Regions from separate parts of the Mus musculus genome. Here region 1 is linked to region 2. A link is a loop called in an ENCODE intact Hi-C map of the cell type or tissue named here. Cell type or tissue: heart. All regions are shown on one strand. Region 1 overlaps Kcnq1 (potassium voltage-gated channel, subfamily Q, member 1). Region 2 holds the start of Kcnq1ot1 (KCNQ1 overlapping transcript 1).

Region 1 (5,000 bases), 60 kb before region 2:
TTTCAGTCTATATGCTCTTAAATCTAAAATGAGGTTTGTGACTGTCTTTTGTTTGGCTGGTTGTTTTGTTTTACCTCTATACTTAACCAGTGAATTTCATACTTTGATATATGCTAAGAAATGCACTGATAGAATTAATCTTTCAATCTTTAATGTGTGTTGTCTACATTGTTGTATTGAACCTATCATATACCTGAATGTCCATTTTGTTCATATATCTGAATTTTCAATGATTATTTACTGGCATGGACTAGCTGGCAAACCTTCAGTAACAGAACCTTGAGAGAGAGGATCAGGTTTTCAAAAAATAGGGGATAGATTAAAGTTTGGAATAAAGAGATTACTTTTCTCCTTCATTAGGGCCTCTGAGAATGCTTTGGATTGGCCTGGTTCTCAATAGTTTATGTACTCAAATGAATTTTCTTTCTCTGTCTCTTCTATTTAAACTCTACAATTGGGAAATTTAATGATCATGATTTCATTCCACGAACCCTCAAGGAGATCTTTTCACTTTTCTATTTTCTTGATTTCAGATGCCCTCTTTATCAAAGATCAAGTGTCCATAGGTGTGTGGGTTTATTTCTGGGTCTTCGATTCTATTCCACTGGGCAACTTCTGTCTCTGTACCAATACCACGTGATCTTCATCACAATTGCTTGATTGTACAGCTTGAGGCCAGGAATTATTATTTTCCCCGGAAGATCTTTTACTGTTAAGAACTGTTTTTGTTATCCTGGGTCTTTGTTTTTCCATATGATGTTGAGTAACTCTGTTGAGAGTTACTCTTTCCATGTCTGTGAAGAACTGTATTAGAACTTTGATGGGCATTGCATTGAACAGTAGCTTACTTTTGGTAAGATGTTTATGTTAATCCACAGGTCCATGTGCATGGGAGGAGATCTTTTCATCTTTGTTCTTTAGGGACTTGAAGTTCTTTTTAAAATTATTTTTAATTAATTTTTACACTCCATATTCTATTTGTCACCCCCCCCCCATCCATCCCCAATTTCCTGAGGCTTCCACTCTCTTAAGGTTTAAGTTCATCATCTCTGAATGAACACAGATCCGGAATTCTCCTGTATGTGTGTTGGGGACCTCATATCAGTTGGTATGTCCTGTTTGGTGGTCCAATGTTTGGGTTATCTCAGGGGTCCAGATTGAGACTGCTGGTCCTCCTACAGGATCACCCTTCTCCTCAGCTTCTGTCAGCCTTCCCTAATTCAACAACAGGGGTCAACTGCTTCTTTCCATTGGTTGGGTGCAACTATCTGCATCTGCTTCTTTCAGCTGTTTTTTTGGGTCTTTCAGAGAGCATTCATAATAGATCCCTTGTTGTGAGCACTCTATAGCCTTAGTAGTAGTGTCAGGCCTTGGGATCTCCCCGTGAGCTGGATCCCTCTTTGGGCCTGTCAATGGACCTTCTTTTCCTCAGGCTCCTCTCCATTTCCATCCTTGTAATTCTTTCAGACAGGAACGATTTTGGGTCAGATGTGTGACTGTGGGATGGAAATCCCATCCCTCACTTGATGTCCTGTCTTCCTGCTGGAGTTTATAAGTTCCCTCTATCTACTGTCAGGCATTTCATCTAAGGTCCCTCACTTTGAGTCCTGGAAGTCTTTCACCTCCCAGGTCAATGGTACGTTCTGGGGGGGGGTCCCCCAACCTCCTATTTCCTGAGGATGCCTGTTTACATTCTTTCTGCTGGCCCTTGGGGCTTCAGTCCTTTTCCCTCACCCAATACAAGATCAGGTTCCTCTCTCCCACTCCCCGTTCCCCTTCTTGTCATTCAGATCTTTCACTTGGTTAAAGTTACACCAAGATATATTATGTGTGGCTATTGTGAAGGGTTTTGTTTCCCTAATTTCTTTCTCAGCCCATCTATCATTTATATAAAGGAAGGTTACTGATTTGTTTCCGTTAATTTCATATCCAGCCACTTTGCTGAAGTTGTTTATCCGCTGTAGGAGTTCTCTGCAAATAGTAATAACTTGACTTCTTCCTTTCCAATTTATATCCCCTTGATTCTTTTGTTGTCTAACTACTCTAGCTAGAACTTTTGAGTACTATATTAAAGACAGGGAGAGAGTGGGAAGACTTGTTCCTGATTTTAGTGGGATTGTTTCAAGTTTCTCTCCATTTAATTTGATGTTGGTTGTCAGTTTGCTATTTATTGCTCTTATTATGTTTAGATATGTGCCATGAATTCCTGCTCTCTCCAAGAATTTTAATATCAAAGGCCTTTTCAGCATCTAATGAGATAATCATGTTTTTTTTCTGTTTGTGTATATGGTGGATGATGTTTATGGATTTTCATATATTGAACCATTCCTGAAGCCCTGGGATGAAGCCTACTTGATCCTGGTAAATGATGGCTTTGATATGTTTATGGATTGAATTTGCAAGAATTTTATTGTGTATTTTTGTGTCAATATTCAAAAGCAAAACTGGTCTGAAGTTTTGTTGAGTCTTTGTGTGATTTAGGTGTCAGAGTAACTGTGCCTTCGCAGAATGAATTAGGTAGTGTTCCTTCTGTTTCTATTGTGTGGGATAGTTTGAGTATTAGTATTAGCTCATTTTTTAATGTTGGTAGAATTCTGCACTAAAACCATCTGGCGCTGGGCTGTTTTTTTTGTAGTTTGTTTGGTTGGTTTTTGTTTGTTTGTTCTTGTTTTAGTTTGCCTGATCTTGATTTAACTTTAGTACATGGTATCTGTCTGGAAAGCCAACCATTTCATCTAGATTTTCCAGTTTTGTTAAGTCTCTTGTAGTAAGATCTAATGTTTTTTTCAATTTCCTCAATGTCTCGCTTTACATTTTTGATTTTGTTAAACTGAATACTGGCTCTGTTCCCTTTAGATAGTTTGGCTAAGGGTTTATCTACCTTGTTGGTGTTTTTCAAAGAACCAGCTCTTGGTTTTGTTGAGTTTTTGTATTTTGTTTGTTTCTAATAGGTTGATTTCAATCTTGAGTTTGGCTATTTATTGCCATTTACTCCCTTTGGATGTGTTTACTTCTTTTCATTTTAGAGCTTTCAAGTGTGCTATAAGTTGCTAGTATAGGATCAGTTTCTTTATGAAGGCGCTTAGTGCTATTGTCCTCAACACTGCTTTCATTGTGTCCCATTAAGTCTGGGTATGCTATGCTTTCATTTTCATTGAATTCTAGAAAGTTTTAAATTTTTTCCTGGACCAAGTTATCATTGACTAGAGCATCCAGTTTCCATGAGTATGTGGGATTTTCATTGTTTTTGTTGTTATTTCAGTCCAGCCTTAGTCTGTGGTGATCTGATAGAATGCATGGAATCACTTCAGTGTTCTTGGATTCTTTAAGGCTTTTTGTGTGTGATTATTTGGCCAATTTTGGAGAAGGTTCATGAGGTGCTGAGAGGATATATTCTTTTGTTTTGAGATAAAATGTTCTATAGATCTGTTAAATCCATTTGGTCCAAGTGTTCTTTTCAAGGTCAAGGTTTCCAGTTTTAATTGAAAAATCTTGTTTTGAGCCAGTCTTACAATTTTCCTTTCACTGTACTCTTCACCTCCAGAATTTGGCTTTGCTTTCTATAGCTTTATTGAAACTCATTTGTTCATGTATTGTTTTTCAGATTGTACTCTCCCAGTTCTCTTTTAGTTGGCTATTCTTAACTCATTTTAAATTGTCACTAAGTTAATGTGCCTGGTTTTTTGGAGTCGGTTACTGGAACATGACTTGTATTTCTTTGATAATGGCCTTGTTCTTTTATATACAAAGATATATATGTAGGTGCATGTTTGTGCATATTCATGTGTTCTAAGTCAGAGGACAGCCTCCACTTTCTTAACTAGAAATGCTATCCACCTCCATTGAGATAGTCTCGACTTGACCAAATAGGCCAGACTGCCAAATTACTAAACTCTTTGGATTCTCTTCCTTCCATTCCATCACTGTGACTGCAAACATCCAATATACATGACATTTTCACATGAGTTCCAGGGCTCACCCTCAGATCCTCATGCTTTAAAAGCATTTTGCCAAATGCTTTACCAAATGGATATCTTCCCGGCTCTCTTTGGGTTTTTAGTATTTCTCATTATATTGGGACAGTGTTCCTTAATTTTGGTATACATCCATTGTATTTACAATCTGGTATGAATGAGCTAAGACCTATTTAAGTGCAAGAATCAAGAATTGGTTGGATGCAGTGGTTCCTATTGTAGTAAGGGCAAAACAATATAGTTTTTCAGATTTATCATCTATGAAATCAAGAATAATTACGAGGTAGCCTGGCCATCAAAGCTGTGGATAACATACTGCTGCCTCAAATGAAATTATGTCAATGGTACTCTTAAATATCAATTTTGATGTATAGAAATGAAACTTGTGTACTGATATTCTTTTGCACTACTGAATTTACCATATACAATCTTATGAGGAATCTTGTTTATTACTTCCTTTCCAATTTACATGTGTTACATGTGTCCAGCTAATCCATTTGATCCAGTTAAACCATTCACCATTATGTTGAATAGAGGTGGCAACAGTTTAACATGTTTTTTTTTTCTTAATATCAAACTACAAATGCAAAATGACTTAGTTCTTTAGTGCAAGGTTTGGAATTTTTTTAGGTCTGTATTATGTGAAGATATTTTCTATTTTCTACTTTTACATTGATGTCTGCGATCCATTCTCAACTTATTTTTTATTTATTGGGTATAAAGTCTGTATCTAGATTCTTACATTTTCCATGTGGCTATCATTATTTTATCACCATTTGTTGAAAAAAAAAAGAACATTTTTCTCCATTCTTATTTTTGTTCCTTTACTACAGATTAGTTGAGTGAACTTAGATTGTATTTTAACATGCTATTTTCTTTTCCTTTCATCTTTACTTACCTATTCTTTTACAAGTAATATAGTTTCTGGATCCCCAAAGCTTTACAGCAATGCATTAAAATAGGTTAATTTTAAATTATCCTTTAATATTATGTTTCATATTCTATCCTTTTCCTCCACAGTAGCCT
Region 2 (5,000 bases):
ACTGTACTGCCCAGTCAGGTCCTGAATATAACTAGAAACCCTCAGTCTGGTCCCCAACAGAGACCTGAGCCTCTGGGATCTCAATTTAAAACCACAGAAAAGAATCAAATCCCAACTGAAAATCTGGAGGTAACTCCCAGTTCTGCTATTCCCCCAATTCAGACCTGATTCTGACTCTGCAGGTCTCAACGTGTGGGTCGTGACCCCTTTAGGCTTGAACAACCCTTTCATAGGGATCGCCTAAGACCATCGGAAAACACAGGTATTTACATAATGACTCATAACAGTAGCAACATTGCAGTTATGAGGTAGCAATGAAATTAATTTTATGGTTGGAGGTCACCACAACATGAGTAACTGTATTAAAGGGTCAAAGCACAAGGAAGGTTAAGAACCCACTGCAACCACTGCGGCCTCCACCCCAAGTTCCCAATCCCCCACACCTGAATTCCGAGTCGGCTCCAGACCCGAATCTCTACCCGATTCCAATCGTGACTCCACTCTAGACTCGGAACCACTGTAGACCCACACATACACACACCCAACTCGGATCCAAGAGCTAGATCACAACTCGGTTCAAAACTCCGAATAAGCAGCCTTCCCCAGCCTCAGTTCCACGATACCCTTCCCCCACCATGCGCGAACATTCCGAACGGAGCCCCTCACTCTCAGCATTAAAACAGCTACCACATAACAACACGTACTCCACTCACTACCTTGGTGCTGGCCACACCGGGCTACAAAGCTCAGGGGTCTCCAGACCCGATTCGGTTTCAGCTCCAGTGCGTTCTGACTCGGCCCGGGGTTTAGAATCCGAAGGCCTGAGCCGGTGTCCTAGGCCACTCACCTTGGGACTCGACCGACCTCGGGGCTCAAAGGGCCTCAAGACCACCCCTGCTTCTGTAAGCCTGGGCCACAAAGATGGGGACGTGGACGCAAAATACGAGAACTGAGCCACGGCCGTGAAACGAGGACCGGCCGTGAAACGAGGACCGAGCCGTAACTGCAAAACGAATACGGAGCCACTGCGGCAAAACGAAGATGGAGCCCAGCCGCGAAAGCGCGGCACGAATCACCTCTGCTTCTGGCCGTGAGTGCTTGCCGCGAGGAGGGGGAGGCTATGATGAGCGCGGCCACGCGGACTTGCGACTTGTGCCGTGCTGACTCAGAGAAGAAACCCGCGCTGAGAAAAAAACCATACCTAGGAGAACCATGCCGAGAAAAAGAAGCGCTGGGAACCAAGCTGAACAGAAAAGCTCTCCAAGTAGAATCACACAGAGGGAAAAGAAGCGTGTTGAAGAAAAACTGAGAGAACCCAGCAGGCTAAAAAAAAATGCTGAGAAGCCAAGTGGATCGCGCCAAGGCAGCCGACCGCGCTGGAGTGATCCGTGCTGAAACGATCCACACGGAAGTGACCCAATTGCTGAGGCAGATCGGACCATATCGCCGACCACCATGACGAAACAAGATAAGACCTCACCATGGAGGTCTAGGCTCAGGACAAACACTGAGGAGGATCGCGTTGAGCAAAGCACACTGAGGATGGCTAGTCGGGACTGAGGTGTAGTGCTCAAGTGATCCGAGCAGAGGCAGCTCCAAAAGAACTGTGGACAAATATGCTGAGGCTGGTGGCTGGCTGATATGACCTCACCGTGAAAAACCATGCAGAGGACGATCACACGGATGAAAACCACGCTGCTGAGACGAGCCACGCTGGGAAGGACCATGCAGAGAAAAGCACACTAAGGTGTACTAGACCGTAACCACGCCGAGGAGAAGCCCACCGAAGTAATCCAAAATGAGGCCGACCACACCGGGCCTGACTGGACCAAAATGCACCATCATAGACCACGCGGAGGGGCGCCGCAAGGAAAGCTGCGCAGACGTGCTGAGGCAACTGTTCCTCCTAGCGACAACGGCTAGGCCACCTACCAAGACCTTGGTGACGTGGCAGCCACGACACTGTTGATTGGACAGATGCTGAATAATGACTAGGGAGCTCTTCCTCATGATAGGCTGGATACAGATAGCTCTGTGCTGACTATTTTTATTGGCCAAGAGGAAACAGCCTGATGTCTCCAGCATTTGGATTGGGTGAGCTTGTACAGGATTGTACGACCTAGCCTGCTGGGTCCACCACCCCTTAAGGCCTACCTTCCTCATCCCTTCCTAGCTGAACCTGGGGTTCTTAACTCTGAATAAGTGTGAGACCAACCTCAATGCAGTACAGGGCAGATACCTGAGGCAGCCAATGTACCTAAACGGTTTCATGGCCAAAGATGAGTATGCCCCTGGCTCTGGCCTGACCTTGGGATGCAAAAAAGCAATCCACCCTCTCAGCTGTCCCATGGAATCCTACTGTGCAGGCCAGGGTGTGGTCATCTAAAGCACACAAGGAGGCCACCCTGCTTGTTTTTTTTTTTTTAATCACCAAGTAAGGAAAGTCTTGGGGCTATCTTACTTATGAAAAGGAGGGGGCCCTGGGTCTGCCCATGTTATAAAACTAGGTAATGATAGTCCTGAGGTTAGACCCCAGCCACTCGACCCATCCTCCAGATTCTCTTGGTTCCTGGCCCTGTCACTGGAGTGTTCAGGATCGTTTCCACTCTGTCCACTTACTTATCCATGCATTTATTTGACTAACACTGTCTACGCACCACCCTGTATCTAGCATTGACCTAAAGCCTGGAGAAACTTGACAAAATGCCAGATTTGGGGGACAATCCACTTGCCCAGGATTCATAAGCAAGCCTGGGGCGAGGGGGGGGAATGCAGATTTCTGTGCAAACTATAGTTTTAGCATGTGGAACTCTGGGTATATTCTCCAAACCACCCCTACCCAGAATTGACTTCAAACAGGATTTAGGGGAAGGGGAGGGAGAGCCAGTCCTGTGAACAGGCCAGGGTGTGGTCATCTAAAGCACGCAAGGAAGCCATACATCTTAACTGCTTTTGCTGAAAATATATGTCTACAAAAACAGCCAGGAAGCTCTCTTGCCAAAGATGACTGAGTATATGTGGGGGAAGGAGGGGAAGGCACGGTTTTTAGGTTTGGGTTTTTTTTCTTTTTCTTTTTCTTTTCTGTTCTTTTTCTCTTTTTTTCTCCTGTTGTTATTTAGCTGGAGAAAAGAGAAACTGGTGTCATCCTCTAGCAACAGACAGTTCCTTTTTACCCTCAGAAGCTACTCCTAGCTTGGTACCCCACCTCCTACCAGGCCACACATCTGCTTTGCCAATTCCTTTTGGGCCCGTCTGGAACATGCTGCATTTGATTCAAAGGGCCAGTCCTACCCTCCTACCTGATGGGTGGTTTTCTTTTCTGCCTATCCCAGAGCAGATGTGCAGTTAATGGGGTCCCTCAAGAACCTGTCACCATCTTTAAATTCATCATATTAGCTTTGAGCTTGCATCTTGGAAGTGAAGCCTGGGATCTTTTGCCACAAATGGCCCCTTCCACTTCCCCAGCATAAGTGACTAGGCACCTGCTTCCTGCCATTGCCAGCCTTCCAATTGACCTCTAAGAGGGGCATCAGGGCCACATGGTAAACGTGGTTATCTGCTCCCCTTGGCTGAGATCAGGGAACCCTCTCTGTCTTGTTTCCCATCTGTCTACTAGAGATGCTGCTGCTGAACCCCATGAAGCTGCTAAGCCAGGCACCAAGAGAATGTGAAGGGGCCATGGGGCTCTGATTTGAAACCCTGCTCTTCCTTACTCTAAGCACTGTCCCAGCTTAGCTCTGAGGCCTAAGCCTTTGTTTGCCTCCTCTGGCCTAGAAGGCCAGGCATTTTCCTTGGATCCTGTTCCTGCAGGCCTGTTTCTTGCAGGGAAGGTAAGGGGAGTGGAACCCCCAGTTCTTTAGAGACTATCCACATGTTTTACCAAAACACAACTCCCAGTAAGAAATGTAGGCACCTTTTCAAAATGTTATGGATGTTCTTTTTGTTTGGTTGATTGATTGGTTTTGTTTTTTCTAGGCAGGGTTTCTCTATGTAGCCTTGGCTGTCCTGGAACTTGCTCTGTAGACCAGGCTGGACTCTAACTCTTGGAGATCCTCCTGCCTCTGTCTTCTAACTACTGAAATTAAAAGTGTGTGTTACCAACCGCCTGTTATGGATGTTCTTAATCCAAACCAAATGGGTAGATCTCTGCTGCCTAGGGAAGCTGTGTCTTACAAAGTGCCTTGCTGACCCTCCAGGCCTCACCTGTGGGTTTCCCAAAGGTCTGTTTTATTCAAATATGTGAGTAAGCTCGGAAGCTAACTGAAGCAAGGTCACTTAGAGGAGTGACACCTTCCTGGGAGCTTGATAGGGATTCTATCTTGATAATGGGTTGTTTGTTTATTTGTTTTGGGTTTGTTGTTGTACTTGTTCTGTTCTGTTTTGTTTTCTAAGACAGTGTTTCTTCGAGTAGCCTTGGCTTTCCTGGAACTAGCTCGGTAGACCACGCTGGACTCACACTCACAGAAATCTGCCTGCCTCTTCCTCCTGAGTGCTGGAATTAAAGGTTGTATATCACAACCTCCCCACCAGGCTGAGAATAGTTTTGTTTTGGTTTGTTGTTTTAATTATGAAAATTTAGTTTATTTAATGGTATACTTAAAGTCTGAGTTCTAATTGTGTCTTTAGTCATGACATACCCAACAAGTAGATTCAAGAGTGTCTGTTGTCAGTTTGTAGATTCTGGGCCCTCAGTTCTGTCCCTAATCAATTTCCTTTTGATGACATCTGGTATATACCTCACTGTGCTTTCAAGAGGTCTCCATAGGTCAATCTTTGAAGTCGGTTAGGCCAAAAAACCTGTCCTTTTCCTTTGGGTCATAGGCTCAATTGACACCACCCTCTTCCGGATCATGGGGTGCTGTCAAACAACTAGCTCTGCCTGTCAAGCTCAGTATAGCTGCTATATGCCACCCCCAAACCCTGCCTCTCTACTCTTTTCAGGGAGACCAGAGAGGATAGAGCTTGATCTGAATGTATTTGATGTCTCATTGAGAAACAAG

Evidence for each region. A loop is a pair of places that touch in the nucleus more often than their neighbours do. Peaks named below come from ENCODE experiments on the same cell type or tissue, not always from the same donor. Only the 100,000 strongest peaks of a DNase experiment are listed, where the experiment ranks them.
Region 1: a loop joins it to region 2, with 1.8 times the contacts of the local background. A loop is called at or near these places in 2 of 42 quality-filtered maps.

The regions. Positions count from the first base shown.
Region 1 is chr7:143,235,109-143,240,108 of GRCm38, forward strand. The region is part of intron 10 of Kcnq1 (potassium voltage-gated channel, subfamily Q, member 1); the gene reads left to right. It overlaps Kcnq1ot1 (KCNQ1 overlapping transcript 1), which reads right to left. Exons shown (of 1, transcript NR_001461.5): 1 at 1-5,000. Among named protein-coding and RNA genes, the nearest start is that of Kcnq1ot1, 59 kb to the right of the region's middle. In heart, no CTCF peak of the experiment used is centred here; no DNase peak of the experiment used is centred here.
Region 2 is chr7:143,294,642-143,299,641 of GRCm38, forward strand. The region is part of intron 11 of Kcnq1 (potassium voltage-gated channel, subfamily Q, member 1); the gene reads left to right. It overlaps Kcnq1ot1 (KCNQ1 overlapping transcript 1), which reads right to left and starts at 1,906. Exons shown (of 1, transcript NR_001461.5): 1 at 1-1,906. In heart, a CTCF peak has its summit at 1,893; DNase peaks (open chromatin) are centred at 937 and 2,050; H3K4me3 peaks cover 2,279 bases; H3K27ac peaks cover 2,538 bases.